Linked DNA regions of Mus musculus: region 2 is linked to region 1. The links are chromatin contacts, found by Hi-C or POLR2A ChIA-PET in ENCODE. All regions are on one chromosome and are shown on one strand. The core of a region is the stretch at or near the end of the contact, and the rest is flanking DNA. Distances in the headings are between cores, read along the strand shown. Region 1 holds the start of Jrk (jerky). Region 2 holds the start of Lynx1 (Ly6/neurotoxin 1).

The links. Hi-C counts contacts between places; a loop is a spot of excess contacts on that map. ChIA-PET counts read pairs that join two places held with the same protein, here RNA polymerase II (POLR2A).
Region 2: a map of Patski shows a loop between it and region 1 (2.3-fold over the local background). The contact joins the promoter of Lynx1 here to the promoter of Jrk in region 1. A Hi-C loop is called at or near these places in 2 of 37 maps with a recorded cell type or tissue (Patski and gastrocnemius). POLR2A ChIA-PET finds 5 or more read pairs at or near these places in 3 of 5 experiments (Patski and embryonic stem cell).

Annotation. Positions count from the first base shown.
Region 1 is chr15:74,708,006-74,710,725 of GRCm38, reverse strand. Jrk (jerky) reads left to right here and starts at 1,404. Exons shown (of 2, transcript NM_008415.6): 1 at 1,404-1,479. It overlaps 4933427E11Rik (RIKEN cDNA 4933427E11 gene), which reads right to left and starts at 1,565. Exons shown (of 1, transcript NR_033197.1): 1 at 352-1,565.
Region 2 is chr15:74,751,263-74,754,296 of GRCm38, reverse strand. It overlaps Lynx1 (Ly6/neurotoxin 1), which reads left to right and starts at 1,318. Exons shown (of 4, transcript NM_011838.4): 1 at 1,318-1,412; 2 at 2,260-2,442; 3 at 2,653-2,754; 4 at 2,870-3,034. The coding sequence starts at 2,391.

The DNA of each region.
Region 1 (2,720 bases), core at 155-2,654:
CAGGGCAGGGTTTTGGCTCACAGTGCAGCAGCAGTAGCTGACAATAATGTATGGTCAGAACAATAGGAACAAGGAACAGGCAACAGATAGCCTGTCCAGAGTTCAGGGGGGTGGAGGGAAGGAGGGAATCCAAAAAAATAGATTCTGGGGGCAAGGCCAATCAGATGTGGTGGAATGGGTGTGGGGCATGAGGAAGAGTTCAGGGTGAGTGGGATGGTGGAACTGCCAGGAAAAACCATGGGTAGCACCAGGCCAATCACAAGGCTCCCATCTTCATTTCAGAAACACTGTGTTCAAGGTGCATGTTATGTCCAGGTCCTGGGAAGAGACAGAAGTTTCGACATCAGAGAGGAGATTCTGGAAGGAGACATGGATTTGGGAGCCACCCAGCCTTCCTTGGTATTATTAAAAATCTTGTACTGGAGATCCCTGGGGAATTTGAATGGAGAGAGCAAGAGATTTAACAAGAGAGGGTGGGGAAGAACAGGCAGACGGGTCCTGGGTACTCAGGCAAGGGTGTGAATTAAGGAGGAACAAGTTTCCACAATCTGTGTTTCTATGGAGCTGTGACTAATCACCCCCGTGTGGAGGTCCCAAAACAACACAATTATGTTTTCTCCCACTTCTGAGGACCCAGGGTACTGAGATCAGGGTGCCAACAGGTCTGTAGTCCGAAGTTTCCCCGCCTTTTGGAGCTCCTGTAAACCACTTGCACTTCTTGAATGGTAGTCTTCCTCCATCTTCAAAGCACAAGGCTCAGGCTCTGTTGTCAGTTCATAGCCTTCCTTTGGAGTGTCTTCTCTCACTCGATCCTTTAACAACGAACCGTTGTGCTTACAGACAATCAGAATAAACTTTATACTTCGACGACTTTCTTTTGGTTATGCCTGCCAAGTTCCTTTCAGCTCTTGAACTCGCAGGTTCAGGGATCTAGAGACTGGGCACCCACACAACTGATCGAATTCAGGTATGTTCAACATACAAAATGGTTCATTTCATCTCAATGCCTCTCAAAGCCTCTACGCTATATACTACGATTCAAATCTCATCATCAGCATCGTCTAAATTGGACACGTTTTGAATCCTAGCTAAAAGAAGGGTCCACAAGGATGGAAAGGGGGTCCTGGCAACCGGCGGGCCTTGGGTACCTCCCACCGCAAGGTGGCGTTGGACCCAGCCTTCCGTCCGTGCTCTCCGGGCCATGGCTCCCAGGATCGGACGCTCCGCTCGAAGATTCCGTTCCTCAGGAAACGCGAAGCGCCCTGTGGCTTTTGTTGTTCTACCGGAGGCTGAGCCGCTGGGCCCGGACCGCTTCCTTGCTTGGTCGCCCCTTAGCGACCTAGACACCACCGAGACAGAAGTCTCCCGGTGGTCTAGAGCGTCCCCCGGAAGTGGGTCGGGGAAGGCCGAGAAGAGCGGGCCGGTGGAGAGCTGCGTGGCTGGCGTTTCCGGCCGGTAGCGGCGGCACGGGGTCCGCAGGTGAGTGGGGCTGGGCCGTGCGGGGCTGGGCCGCCGCCTCCGCCGACTGACTTGGAGGCTCATCCCAGAGCCGGACGATCATCGTTGTTTCTGCGCTCGGGAATCGAGTCGCATTCGGGACTCGAGCATCCCTTCTCAGGTCCCCTCGGCTCCCAGGCGCTTCACCAGTCCGCAGACCGGGCAAGCTCGGTTATTCCTGGCTCTCCCCGGACCCCTTCATTCGTTTCTTGCCTGTGTTTTGAGTTTTTTGTTTTTTGTTTTTTTTCCCCCGTGTGTCGTCTGGGCTGCAGCTAGGTTGCAGGCTGTTTCTTCCATCCATTCCCCAGACGTCTCAGGACCTGCGGGAAGAAATTTGCCTCTCCTCTTAGGAGCTTCTCCCACTTTATACTCCCGCTCCAGAAAAGGTCCTTTAAGCTTCTGTTCAAGTGGTCCTTGGTTATCAGTGTTCCCTTGGAACAGTTCTTCCCAAGGTAGAAGCCTCCTGGATCTCTGCAGTCACGTTTAAGAGGTTCTAAGAGTGGTACCAAATTCAAATTTCCTCTTTCCCCTTTCCCCCTACATTAGCACTTACTGGGTAGCCCAGGCTGGCACTGTACTCAAAGCCATTCTGCCTCAGTCTCTCAAGTGCTGAGATGGTAGGCTTGGACCACTACATGGAGCTTGGCAAAAATTTCATTTCTGAAGTGGGTGTCTTCAGTCACTAAACCACTCTCAACACATCTGCAGGGCAGGCACTAAGCCATCATAAGTTGAGCCTCCCGGTAGCCTAAGTTGCTGAGGAATTCCTCGGCTGCCTGGGTTAAACATTACCCCTGAGAGTAGACTCTGGCCTTGATTTCCCTCTGCTCCACAGTGAAGTGCCCACAACAAATACTGTGTGCCAGTGGTATGCACACTATCCTCGATCTAACTAGCAGAGGAGAGCCTTGGGGACCAGCACTGAGTTCTGCAGACCAGGAGACTGACTTAAGGGAATAGAGTTACACAGCTGGCCGGTGGCAAGCTGTATTCCCTGCCTATCTTTGGAACTTCATTTGAATAAATGACTCGTGTGTCTTATGTTGTGGTCTGGGGTGCACTTTTATACTGCTTGTGGAAGTAACTCTGTGGCCTTCTGACTTATCGAATGCTCGATTGGGAGGAGCATTCCAGATAAGATTTACAGGGAGAGAGAAGGCGTTAGTTATGCATTGTGACTCTTAGCCTTTTCTGAACATTTCTAAAGGTTGCTGGTGCTGCTT
Region 2 (3,034 bases), core at 69-2,568, 44 kb before region 1:
GAAGATCTCAGAAGATGGAAAGATCTCCCATGCTCATGGATTGGCAGGATCAACATTGTAAAAATGGCTATCTTGCCAAAAGAAATCTACAGATTCTGAATTACTTTTCTATTGGTGGGACAAAACACCACGATTAAGGCAACTTATAAAAGACAGCATTTAATTTTGGCTTACCATTTCAGAAAGGTGGAGCCCAGGAGTGGAGGAGCAAAGGCACGGAGGCAGGAAGAGCTGAGAGCTCAGCCTCAATTCTCTCCCCCACCCCCATGCAGGATTGATGCTTCATCCACCTGCACACCTCCTCCAAAAAGAGCACACCTTTTAGTCCCCACCCCCTGCCCACATCGGGGACCAAATATTTAAGCATATGACTCTATGGGAGCCGATCTTATTTCTGCGCACTGCCACACGGTCTTTGTGGATGGTTTGGAGGAACGGGTATGTTTTCTCAAGGACTAGAGTTTATTGGTTGTTTGTCTCCGTTGTTTTTATTTTTATTTGTTTTTTTTTTCAAGACAGGGTTCCTCCGTGTAACGAGCCCTGGCTGCCCTGGAACTTCCTTTGTAAACCAGGCTGGCCTTGAACTCACAGAAATCCACCTGCCTCTACCTCCCAGCTCCTACTCCTCTGGTGTGTTTGTCTTAGTTCTAAGGCCCCTTGTATGTATGTGCGCATGCACCTGCTGGAAGAATGCCCTATGCACTCTTCGCTATTACTACAGACTTTATTTTCTTCCTCCCACAACAGGAAAAAAAGTAGGATTCGTGAAGAACTATTAAAATTTGGCTGCTTTTGAAACACAATAAAAATAAAATGAATTTTAGCTACATAGAGCAATTATTTAGTGGCACACTTTTGATGGTAAGAACTGCTTGTCAGCCATTGGATTCCTCTAAGGCTTGCTCGAAAGCGTTGCTATGGATCCCAAGTAAGGGCAGAGGTGCGGTGAGGTCCTTCTCCAGGTAGTGCCTCTTCCCAGAGTCAGCATGCCCACACAGTGCAGCTTGGTCTGTGGGGGCAGGGCAGCAGGGATGAGGAGAGCTACGGCAAAACCTGAGGAGAATTTTCAGGAGGTGTATACTCTCCTCTGGGTCGCTACTGGGAATCTTCACATGAGTAGGTGCATTCTGATGCCCAGCGATGCCCAGGCTTTGCTCACTAGGTCCATTACCAGAAAGAGTTTATCCCGGAGACTGAGCCTACAGAAGGCAGGCTGGGGCGGGGTTTGAGCGGTCTCCGGGGCGGAGCGTGTGTCCTGGGGGCGGGGTGGGCGGGGCCAGTCGTGAGCAGGCACTGCGGATCTGTTGCCCCGGCGGAGCCTACTTGGCCTGCCTGCGATGCGGTACCAACACCGCACGAAGTGTGTACAGATTCCCAGTTAGACAGCAGGAGGGACCTGGGAGCGGCCAGGGGTGAGTTTCCATGACGATAGGGATCGTGGTGGTGAAGGGCAAGGGCGAGGTCACTCCACACCCAGCCCGCCCTGGGAGTCCTTCCAAGCAAGACTGCAGTCTTTCGGGCGGAGCTCCCCGAGATGGGGCAGGCTCAGTCGAGCCTCAGGCCAGGCCTGAGGCAGGACTTCAGCATCCCGGGCTGGCACCTAGAAAATGGGTCATAAAGGGTGGGTTGTCTTCCGGGAGGGTATTTTGGTACCCCTACAGCAAGGGCCGGCCCGAGTCTATAGGCAGGGAGGAGAGTATTAGTTCACATCCCCCTCCAACAGTCCCAAACACCAGACCCAGCCTACGGAGCTCTGTCTCGGGCAAGCATCGTCCGGCCCCTTCCCCTGTGGTGAAGGAGTCACACAGCCCTGCACTTCTCTGCGCACGGGGGTTGGGGAGACTTCACGCAGTGAGAGCAAACGCGAGAAGGACCCCTGCCCCACGAAGAGTCCAAACCTGGCTTCCAGTCTTATTTTGGCAAGCCTCTTGCACTCTGGGCTTTGCCAGGAAGAGACTGCATGCCAAGTATCCCCTGCAAAAAAAAAAAAAAAAAAAGACCCCCTGGGTGAAGTTCTCTTTGTGTTTGGCATTCAAGGACTCTGGGACTTCCTGGTTTTCATTGATGTTGCCCATTTTTCCCCGTCTTTAGCTCCCTCCGCCCTCCCTTTTTGCTTGCTTTTGGTCGGAATGCTCCATATCCCACTCCCTCCTCCCATCTCCAGGTAACTGGAAATCAGTGACACCCACTGAGCTGGGAGGGCTCTTGTGCCCGCCCCAGCCCAGCTGTCATTACAAATCTCTGTCATCGTCTATGCAGGGATGTTTTATCTCTAAGAGACCAAGAGCTCAGGCAGGGCTTCTGTGCCCTGCTTCCTCCCTGGCTTGAGCTGGATCCTGGACCAGCTGCTGACCTCCTGTTCACTCTGGCACTGCCCTCACGTCTCCGTCATGACCCATCTGCTCACAGTGTTCCTGGTGGCCCTGATGGGCCTGCCTGTGGGTAAGGTGGACAGAGGCTAGAGGGACCCGGTTGAAGCCTGACCCTGGGAAAAGGTGGGTGGAGAAAGGGCAGGCTGGCCAGAATTCTCTCCCCTTCTGGATGTCCTGATCTGGCCGCCAGTGGAAGTGGGAGGTTGCCTGGAGACAGCTGGGGTCTGACTGACAGGAAAAGGATTTCTTCCTGCTCTCTGATCCCCATCCTCATCCACAGCCCAGGCTCTGGAGTGCCACGTGTGTGCCTACAATGGAGACAACTGCTTCAAACCCATGCGCTGCCCAGCCATGGCCACCTACTGTATGACCACACGAACTTGTGAGTCTGGCATCCTGGAGGGAGGCTTCTACCTGCACTGGTGGACAAGCTAAGACTGGGCTATCCAAGGTTCTGATCCTCTCTTCTGTAACCTTCTTGTGTCTGTCCCCTGCAGACTTCACCCCATACCGGATGAAGGTGAGGAAGTCCTGTGTCCCCAGCTGCTTTGAAACCGTGTACGATGGCTATTCCAAGCATGCATCTGCCACCTCCTGTTGCCAGTACTACCTCTGCAACGGTGCTGGCTTTGCTACCCCGGTGACCTTGGCCCTGGTCCCAG